Linked DNA regions of Homo sapiens: region 1 is linked to region 2. Evidence: read pairs that join two places in POLR2A ChIA-PET (ENCODE). Cell type or tissue: HepG2. All regions are shown on one strand. Each heading gives the region's core, and the rest is flanking DNA. Links, peaks and the distances in the headings are about the cores only. Region 1 overlaps SAMD15 (sterile alpha motif domain containing 15). Region 2 has its middle 17 kb from the start of LINC01629.

Region 1 (5,375 bases), core at 196-5,195, 450 kb after region 2:
GCAAAACAGTAGTGAACCCTCTCAGCCCACAGTGGGCACACAGCTCTTTTTGTTAATAATGTGTATATGACTGCAGTGTACCTCCTGGGAATACAATCTGTGAACCTTAGGGAATTTGTGAAATAACCTTTTCTATTCGGGGCATTGGAAAGGAGAATCAGGGTACTTGCTTTGGCAGCACATATACTAAAAGAGAATCAGGGTGAGATGCCTACCAAACAAGGTGCACACGTAGAAGCATGCATCACAAACAAGAAGTCTTAGAAGCCACCTGTTCGTGTGTGTGTGTGTGTGTGTGTGTGTGTGTGTGTGTGTGTGTGTGTTTGCTTTTGGAGACAGGTCTGTTACCTAGGCCGCAGTGCAGTGGCATGATCATGGCTCCTCACTGCAGTCTCAAACTCCTGGGCTCAAAAGATCCTCCTACTTCAGCCTCCCAAGTAGCTGGGACTACAGGCATGCAACTTCACGACTGGCTTTTTTTTTTTCTGTAGCAATTTGTTTTTTTTGTTTGTTTGTTTTTTGAGATGGAATCTCTCTGCATCACCCAGGTTGGAGTGCAGTGGTGCGATCTCAGCTCACTGGAACCTCTGCCTCCCAGGTTCAAGCGACTCTCCTGCCTCAACCTCCCGAGTAGCTGGGACTACAGGCGTGCACCACCACGTCCAGCTAATTTTTGTAATTTTAGTAGAGACAGGATTTTGCCATGTTGGCCAGGTTGGTCTCGAACTCCTGACCTCAGGTGATCCACCTGCCTCGGCCTCCCAGAGACATAAGCCACCTCACCTGGCCTTTGTAGTAACTTGGATCTCAGTTCTTAGAAGCCCCAACTGATAAAGATCTCAATTAGAATTCTCACTGGACAACTCAGGAGGCTGAGGCAGGAGGATGGCTTGAACCCAGTTGTTCAAGGCTATAGTACACTATAATTGTGCTTTTGCATATCCACTGCACTCCAGCCTGGGTAACACAGCAAGACCCCATCTCTAAAACAAAACAAAACAAAAAACAAAAACAAACAAACAAAAAAAAACAGAATCCTTACTCGGAATGCCAAGGCAACTATACCCATAAATCATCTCTAGAGTCAACAAAACCAGTTCAAGTAAGATCTGAGAAACATGGCATCTTGCCTATCTAAAAGGCATTGCTAATGGGCAGTTTTATATCAGGTTTAGCATTGTCTGTGGCACAAATTTTACAGTCTTATAACTCTGACCAGTAGCTTTAAATTAAAAAAAAAACAACAAAAAAGTCCATTCCAAATACCCTTTGGCTGTGTTCTAGCAGCAATTCCATGGACTGTCGTCTCATCCAGAGGCAGAATATGAATTCAAACAGTGGTATTATAACTGACCTAGGATTAAAACTAGAATTTGAAAAGGCAATCACAATTTTTTTTTTTTTTTTTTTTTTGAGACAGAGTCTCTCTCTGTCACCTAGGCGGGAGTAGAGTGGTGCGATCTCGGCTCACTGCAGCCTCCGCCTCCCAGGTTCAAGTGATTCTCCTGCCTCAGCCTCCCAAGTAGCTAGGATTACAGGAGCATGCCACCACACCTGGCTAATTTTTGTATTTTTAGTAGAGATGGGGTTTCACCATGTTAGCGAGGATGGTCTCGATCTCCTGACCTCGTGATCTGCCTGCCTTGGCCTCCCAAAGTGCTGGGATTACAGGCGTGGCGTGAGCCACGGCCTGGCCAGCAATCACAATTTAAGCTAGGATATCAAGTGGCATGGTGCTCAATGAATACAAATTTTGTTTTACAGATGCTGAAAATTGTGGCAAAAGATATTTTAGAATACACAAGTATAAGTACTAATAAAACAGCTCGAACTTTAATGTCTGCTTTTTAGTGTTTGAGTTTTTTAGTTAAATAAATGAGGTAACTATTTGTTATGATTTTTTTTTTTTGATGGAGTTTCGCTCTTGTTGCCCAGGCTGGAGTGCAATGGCATGATCTTGGCTCACTGCAACCTCCATCTCCCAGGTTCAAGCGATTCTCCGGCCTCAGTCTCCTGGGTAGCTGGGATCACAGGCGTCTGCCACCACTCCTGGCTAATTTTTGTATTTTTAGTAGAGACAGGGTTTCACCATGTTGGCCAGACTGTTCTCGAACTCCTGACTTCCGGTGATCTGCCCGCCTCTGCCTCCCAAAGTGCTGGGATTACAGGCTTGAGCCACCATGCTCGGCCCTGAGTTATAATTTTTTTTCTTAGTTACACATTAACTGAGCCCCATATAGACAAGTTATTTAATAACCTTCCCAGAGACAGTCATGGCTCCTAATCTGAACATATTATCTGCTCTTATGCTTGGTCAGATTGCTCAGCAAAAACAAAGAAATGAACCCATCCATGGCCATCTGATGCAAGGGCCTAGAAATGTCTTAAATGGTACTTTGAAAAGGATAATCATGACATTTAAGAAATTGGTTTTGGTAAGGTTAGGCTAGTAAGCCTGTGAATTTGTTTCATTATTTTATTTCCCCATAGAAATAAGGAATTGGCAGGGTGCAGTGGCTCACGCCTGCAATCCCAGCACTTTGGGAGGCCAAGGTGGGCGGATCACCTGAAGTCAAAAGTTCGAGACCAGCCTGGCCGACATGGTGAAACCCCATCTCTACTAAAAATACAAAAATTAGCCAGGCGTGGTGGTGTGCGCCTGTAATCCCAGCTACTCAGGAGGCTGAGGCAGGAGAATTGCTTGAATCCAGGAGGCAGAGGTGGCAGTGAGCCAAGATCGCGCCACTGCACTCCAGCCTGGGCGACAGAGCAAGACTTCGTCTCAAAAAAAAGAAAGAAATAAGGAGTTAATATTCAAGAGGCTTAGAAAACTAAATAAACCTTCTTTGATTTGGTTGTGTTTTCAGGTTAGTCTAATTAAAAATTTATCCTTGCGTTTCAGGCAATTTCTCGGCATACGCAGGAGCTCCTGGAAATTGAAGAGCCATTATTCAAACGCTCCATCAGCCTTCCCTATAGGGATATTATCGGCTTATATTTAGAGCAAAAAGGTCATACTGGGATAAAATCTGATTCCTTGACTTTATCTGAATTTGTCAAAGCAGCAGGATTACAGGATTATGCTCCAGAAATAACTGCCCCTGAAGAGAATGAGGAATTACCTTGCACTGAACCATAGGGGAAATCCACTTCACAGAGCTTGAAAGATCAAACTAAATTACTTGAGGGAAGAGGTATGGTCTTTTTTGGTTTTCTTTTTCTCCTTTTTTTTTTTTTTATTTTTTTGAGACAGAGTCTTGCTCTGTCGCCCAGGCTGGAGTGCAATGGCACAGTCTCAGCTCACTGCAACCTTGCGATTCTCCTGTCTCAGCCTCCCGAGTAGCTGGGATTACAGGCATCCGCCATCATGCCCAGCTAATTTTTGTATTTTTAGTAGATATGATGTTTCACCATGTTGGCCAGGCTGGTCTGAAACTCCTAACAGTTGATCTGCCCGCCGTGGCGTCCCAAAGTGCTGGGATTACAAGCGTGACCTACCGCACCTGGCCCTTTTTCTCCTTTTCATTAAGGATCAGTTAGAACTGCTGGCTTCATTCCTAGTTGTGTCTCTGACTTATGGTACCCTCCCTTTCTTTTTGCAATTTAACCCCTTGTTAAAACAAAGATAGTCACGCTTATCTTTCTGGGTAATTATAAGAATTCCTGAGCCGGGCAAGGTGGCTCACACCTGTAATCCTAGCTCTTTGGGTGGCTGAGGCGGGCAGATCACCTAAGGTCAGGATTTCAAGACCAGCCTGGCCAACAAGGTGAAGCCCTGTCTCTACTAAAAATACAAAAATTAGCTGGGCATGGTGGCACATGCCTGTAGTCCCAGCTACTCAGGAGGCTGAGGCAGAAGAATCATTTGAACCCAGGAAACAGAGGTTATAGTGAGCTGAGATGGTGCCACTGGACTCCAGCCTGGGTGACAGAGTGAGACTCTGTCTAAAACAAACAAACAAAACAAAGCAAAACAAAATTCCTGAAAAATTCTAGTAATGCACCTTGTAATAGGAACATGTTGGGGAAATATAATTAAAAATAAAATCTCCTGCCAACTCCGGAGAGATAATTCTTTCCACAAATGCAGAAGAGAAACATTTTTATTCTTGAATAAGCATTAAACTGTGATGCACATCACAGGCAAGCTGCTAAAGAGATTGCAAAGACAAATCTCACCCTTGTAGATGGCAGAGCAGATACAATACACGACATACATGTTAATTATCTGTGTCCAAAGGAAAAATAAAACTTCTATCTTGACAACAGACAGAAGTTACTACTTGGAGCCAGGTACCTAAGCTAAACTCCCACAGAGACAGGGAGACAAGGTACCAACCTCCTCAGTGCTCACATTTCAAAGAGATGTCTCCGTGGCCTCCAAAAAAGAGACTGTCCTGAGGTATAAAATGGCTAGAGATATTCAGCTTTTTAAAAGATTTACATACATCTCAAAGACATAGTAAAAGGATTTGCAGTGACAAGTTCTTTAAAGGAAATGGTGGTTTTTTGTTTATTTTTTTGAGATGGAGTCTCACTCTGTTGCCCAGGCTGGAGTGCAATGGTGTGATCTCAGCTCACTGCAACCTCCACCTCCCGGGTTCAAGTGATTCTCCTGCCTCAGCCTCCTGAATAGCTGGGATTACAGGCATAAGCTACCACTCCCAGCTAATTTTTTTTGTATTTTTAGTAGAGACGGGGTTTCACCATGTTGGCCAGGCTGGTCTCAAACTCTTGGCCTCAAGAGATCTGCCTGCCTCGGCCTCCCAAAGTGGGGAGATTACAGGTGTGAGCCACTGCGCCTGGCCTAAAGGAAATGTTTTGCAAAAAAAAAAGTGGGGAAGTTCTCTCTTCCTTTTGGCATCAGGAAAAATTTAAAAGAAAAAAATTTTTTTAGATATGTGTGTATCTAAATATGTAAATATCTAAACATGGCTTACCACTATGAAATAGGTTCTGTGGTTTGCTTACAGGCTTTTTTATGTGGTACTTTCCAGGTCTTTATAATACAAAATTTAGGCTAGAGTCTACCCATGACTGCACTTCTCAAAAGAAATTATAGGCCGGGTGCAGTGGATCATGCCTGTAATCCCAGCACTTTGGGAGGCCGAGGCAGGTGGATCACTTGAGGTCAGGAGTTTGAAACCAGCCTGGCCAATGTGATGAAACTCTGTCTCTACTAAAAATACAAAAATTAGCCAGGTGTGGTGGTGTGCGCCTGTAATCCCAGCTATTCGGAAGGCTGAGGCAGGATAATCACTTGAACCCGGGAGGTGGAGGTTGCAGTGAGCCAAGATTGCGCCATTGCACTCCAGCCTGGGCAACAGAGTGAGACTCCATCTCAAAATAAATAAATAAATAAAAATAAAAAAAGA
Region 2 (5,375 bases), core at 202-5,201:
CCATTTTCCAGCCAAAATGGAGAAAGGAGGAAAAGGCAGCCTCTGGGCTGGGGTGGGGAGAAGGAGAGCAGCTTCCTCCTCTTCCTCAGCCCAGCCCCAGCCAGTGTGTCCCATTCTTCCTGGCACCCTCAATCCCCTCTGCCTCCCCTCATGTGGAATTTCTGGGAAAGAACCAAGACTCCAAAGCAAGATAAATAGAAGTGAAGGGGGCTTGGGAGGAGCATTCCAGGGCTAAAAATAACAGGGTCAGCTGGCTGGAAGAGCAAATGGCCCCTAGCCCCTCCCCATCTCCCCCAGGGCCGGCTCCCATCCAGCCCCCCTCCTCTCTCAACTGGGCTCCCAACCTGGGAAGTCTGGAATACCAGTCTCCTATCACCATGCCCATGATCCCCTTTCCAGATCCCTCCCCAGCTGCGGGGCCACAGTCAGGGGAGGTAGGGAGCCCACCCCACCTAGGACCTCCCCTTCCACAGCACCCACTGGAAAGCGTGGGCAGCTACAGTGGGCCCACAGCCTGGCAGCTACGCTTCTCGCCTGCCTTCTCTATCATTTATTTATGTTAACAAAATACAAGTTTGGGCCGCGTGCAGTGGCTCATGCCTGCAATCCCAACACTTTGGGAAGCCAAGACAGGACTGCTTGAGCCCAGGAGTTTGAGACCAGCCTAGGCAACATAGCAAGACCCTGGCTCTACAAAAAATAAAAATAGAAATGATGAGTTAGCAATGTGTGGTGGCGCACCCCTGTGGTCCCAGCTACTTGGGAAGCTGAGGTGAGAGGATCACCTGGGCCCAGGAGATCGAGGCTGCAGTGAGCTATGGTTGCACCACTGCACTCCAGCCTGGGTGACAAAGTGAGACCCCTGTCTCTAAAAAACAAACAAAAAAACAGCCGGGCCTGGTGGCTCACGCCTGTAATTCCAGCACTTTGGGAGGCTGAGGCGGGCAGATCACTTGAGGTCAGGAGTTCAAGACCAGCCTGGCCAACATGGTGAAACCCCATCTTTACTAAACACACACACACACACACACACACACACACACACACACACACACACACACACACACACAATTAGCCGGGCGTGGTGGCGGGCGCCTGTAATCCCAGCTACTCTAGAGGCTGAGGTGGGAGAATTGCTTGAACCCAGGAGGCAGAGGTTGCGGTGAGCCACTGCACTCCAGCCTGGGTGACAGAGTAAGACTCTGTCTCAATTAAAAAAAAAAAAAAGCAAAAAGCAATACAGGCTTGTAATCTTGTCAGCAAAGGCAGGGATATTTCAGAACCAGAAGGATCTCGTTCTCCCTACAAGAGCATCCCCACCACTGGTAAGCAATTCCACTTCTACAGACGGTAACAGAGGGGAGAGTATGGAGAAAAAAGAAAATTCTAGGAGAAAACTCATCCAGCACCTACGGTGTGCCAGAACTGTGCTAGGCTTGTCTTGTCCATCGTTTCACTCCATTCTCACAGAACGTAGATATTGTTCTATCCCCATTTTCCAGATATGAAAACTTAGACTCAGAAATGCAAAGAAAGAACCAAAATCATCAGAGGTAGCCTAGATAGGAGTGGTGCTGCCATGCCCCAGGGCTACCTCCCAAAGGGGCCAGCTTCTTCCCACGATCGATCGGCGCTGGATGCCATCTCTCTTCCCTCCAGCTGCTCCCAGGGATCCATGATAGCAGCTGAGACCAGCCCTGGAGCAAAGCAATCAGGCCTGCCAGAGTTCAGGGTCTTCTGGAAGTGTTAGCCCCTCCCCTCACCCGCAGCTGGGACCAAGTGGCTTGTGTCACCGCCTATGCAAGGCCCCTTTCCCCAAGGACACCAGAGGTGGGGTCCTTCCTATCTAGTGGCAGCTGCTGCTGTTCTGGGGAGTGCAGCTGGGATGAGGGGAGGGGGGTGTCCAGAAGGCTTGACCAGGAAAGTCCCCGTCTCACACCCATGACACCCTTGATTGTCCCTGCAGGAGTCTGACCTGTGGGCGGAGGAGTTTCAGGGAACCAAGCCTGGCTTCGGTAGTCCCACAGACATGAGGACACCCTTTCCTGAAAAGCCAGGAGGCCTTGGACAGGCCTGCACAGCATCACCCCGGCCCCCACTTCTCCACCTACGCTGGGGTTTGTTCTTCTCTTGGCCATGGGCGAGCGGGTGGGTGGGAGGAAACACTGAGATTGTTAAACCCAGAACAAGCAGGGCAGGCTTAGATGTGACTTAGCTGCTGTCCTTAGCCAGCAGAGGGGTTTTAGTGCAGGGGATAGGAGGCAGCTGTTATCCTCCTGAGATGCAGGGAAGCAAGATGAAAAGGGTGTTCACAACCACAGGAATTGAGTCTCCTGGTTGACTGGCTGCCAGGTTGGAGACACCCCAGCATCCTGTCCACCTCTGCTTGAGTACACCTACCGATGGGAGGCTCATCCCATGAGAAAGCTCTCATTACTCAAGCTCTTCCTGTTGGTGCTGAGCTGCAGTCTCTACCCCCATGCCTCTCACTGTCTGATTCTGCCCTCTGGGGCCACAAAGCTGCTCCCCTTTCTGCGGGAAGGCCTTTCAAAGGTAAAGTGCTCTCTCAGTCAACCAGCTTTCAAATGTTAGAATTGGGGACAGTCACAGAAAGAATGAGATGATTCAAAACCATGCTGAATGGTTGATGATCACTGCTGCCCAAGCTCTGCTCCTGTGACACTGTGCCTCAAAGACACCTACGGTTAGGGCGCGATTCACACGGGGCTCTTTATTTAGCAGGAGTGGAAGCTTTTATTTCCCAATCTATAAGACTCTCAGGAAAGTTCTCACAGGCCCAACAAACATCGGGTCTTCTTTGACAGCAGCTGGACATTGCATTGTTTACCAGGTTTGCTGGGTTTCTCCAGCCAGAAACCCAGAAGTCCTGGAGACTCATCCTCTTCCCTCCCCAGCTCCAACCCACCCCCACCTCCATGCAGGTCTCGTTTCTACCCACTTTTCTCCACCCTTATGGCCACCATCCTAACCTGTCTAAACCTCCCCTCCCTCCCACCTTCCAACTGCTCTGTACTTCCAGAGATGTATCCTGCTTCCCACCCCATCCCCAATCCACCCAATACTGGCTCCTAGAAGCCAGGGCATGGTCCGATTATGTAATTCTCCTAGGCAACCCTTACAATGATTGTCCAGTGCACTTTGAGTAAAACCCAAACTCCTCGCCAGGGGCTATATGGGTCTTCCACGCTGGACTCTGCCCGTTTTCCTGACCTCTGGCCTTCCAGGAACATCCCAAGCTGTTTCCTGCCACAGGGCCTTTGCACTTTCTGGCCCCACTCCCTGGAACATCATCCCATTAGCTCTTCCCATGTTTGGTTCCTTCTCAACCTTCAGGGCTCAGCTAGAATGTCACCTTCTCAGAAAGACCTCCCCTGGCTGCCCTATCTCAATTAGATGGCCTTTTTAACTCTCTGTTACAGGCCTTTTTTCATATGTATGTATCACTTACAACATATTGTCTGTCTACCACACTAAAACGGTAGCTGCAGGAGAACAGGGACCCTGGCTGTCTTGCCCACTGCTGTCTTTGCTGCATCCCACAGAGGGTCTGGCACTTATAGGGACACAAGTAATATCTGTGGGTGATAAATAACAGCTTTGCCCTTGTCTAGTCTACAGGGGTATTTGTTTTTTGTTATTCATTTTTTAATTTTTATTTTTTTGAGACAGAGTCTCACTCAGTCACCCAGGCTGGAGTACAATGGCTTGATCTCAGCTTACTGCGACTTCCACCTCCAGGGTTCAAGCAATTCTTGTGCTTCAGCCTCCAGAGTAGCTGGAATTACAGGTGCACGCCACCACACCCAGCCAATTTTTGTATTTTTAATAGAGACAGGAGTTTCACCATGTTGTCCAGGCTGGTCTTGAACTCTTGACATCAAGTGATCTGCCCACCTGGGCCTCCCAAAGTACTGGGATTACAGGTGTGAGCCACTGCACCCGGCCCCTACAGGGGTATTTGGAATCCAGTCCTCCTTGGAAACAGAAAGATGGACATGAAAACTGCCTAAGGGCCTCCTGAACCCAATCAGAGGAGGAGTGCATGTAAGAAAAACTGGCCACTTCTCCTAGTTTGCCCATTCACTCATTCACTTGTTAATTCCTCTATCAAAAACTGAGCCTTTTGGGCTGGGCACGGTGGTTCACGCCTGTAATTCCAGCACTTTGGGAGGCCGAGGCAGGTGGATCACTTGAGGTCAGGAGTTTGAGACCAGCCTGACCAACATGGTGAAACCCCATCTCTACTAAAAATACAAAAATTAGTTGGGTGTGGTGGCACGCTCCTGTAGTCCCAGCCACTCGAGAGGCTGAGCCAGGAGAAATTGTTTGAACCTGGGAGGCAGAGATTGTAATGAGCCAAGATCGCACCACTGCACTCCAGCCTGGGTGACAGAGCTAGACTCCATCTCAAAAACAAAACAAAACAAAAAACACAAAACTGAGTCCTCCTGATTGCCAGAAACTTTTCTAGGGACTAAAACCTTAAAGGTGAGCGATAAACATTTCATCATAAACAAGTAAACAACAAAACAATTACAGATGGTGGTAAGTAAGGGTCCTGCAAACACTAAAACTGGTCTCGGGAGAGGAGTTTGGGTGAGGAAGTCTGTTACAAAGGGCATCAGGTAAAGTCTGAGGATTACGGACACAGGGCAGGCCTGGATGTGCACAGCCCGCCCCCTCGCCCCTGCCCCCAGCCCCCATTTCATCACCAAGTAGCAGGCATGTTATAGGTTGGAAGATAAGAGTAGATGGCAGGATTCCGATAAAGTGTACATTCGGCCAGCTAGTCCCCCATAAAAATGACACAGGTAGTGGTGTCCCTGTAAAGCTCTGTGTCCACTGAGCCGTGCTGTCACTTCACAGCCTTGCAGGAAAGCTGCAGAGATTTCTTCTGTAGAGCACGAGGTCAACACTAACTGGTTCTCTGGGTTAAATACCTATCTGCTGTATCTGCTTACTTAGAACAAGGGGCACCTGCAACCCACACACTCACAGGTAGACAGATGTGCTTTATGGTGCAGGAGAAAGGACTCCACCCTCACATGGCTTGTGAAAGAAACTCTACAGTGAGTAAAAGCCAAATAGAACTGCAATCAATTTGTGAAAGCCACCTGGGTGCAGCGGCTCATGCCTGTAATCCCAGCACTTTGGGAGGCCGAGGCAGGTGGATCACCTGAGGTCGGGAGTTCGAGACCAGCCTAGCCAATATAGTGAAACCCCGTCTCTACTAAAAATATAAAAATTAGCTGGGTGTGGTGGTGGGTGCCTGTAATTCCAGCTACTCGGGAGGCTGAGGCAGGAGGATCGCTTGAACCCAAGAGGCAGAGGTTGCAGTGAGCCAAGATCACGCC

Evidence for each region. Peaks named below come from ENCODE experiments on the same cell type or tissue, not always from the same donor. Only the 100,000 strongest peaks of a DNase experiment are listed, where the experiment ranks them.
Region 1: POLR2A ChIA-PET joins it to region 2 with 10 read pairs; 2 of 35 experiments call an interaction of 5 or more read pairs at or near these places.

What each region holds. Positions count from the first base shown.
Region 1 is chr14:77,388,106-77,393,480 of GRCh38, forward strand. It overlaps SAMD15 (sterile alpha motif domain containing 15), which reads left to right. Exons shown (of 3, transcript NM_001010860.4): 3 at 2,903-4,058. The coding sequence ends at 3,139. Among named protein-coding and RNA genes, the nearest start is that of SAMD15, 13 kb to the left of the region's middle. RefSeq lists a silencer at 2,177-2,377, an enhancer at 2,179-2,323 and a cis regulatory region at 2,244-2,257. In HepG2, for the core only: no CTCF peak of the experiment used is centred there; a DNase peak (open chromatin) is centred at 2,276.
Region 2 is chr14:76,940,001-76,945,375 of GRCh38, forward strand. No RefSeq gene overlaps it. Among named protein-coding and RNA genes, the nearest start is that of LINC01629, 17 kb to the right of the region's middle. RefSeq lists enhancers at 1-439, 2,046-2,155. In HepG2, for the core only: no CTCF peak of the experiment used is centred there; no DNase peak of the experiment used is centred there; H3K27me3 peaks cover 3 bases.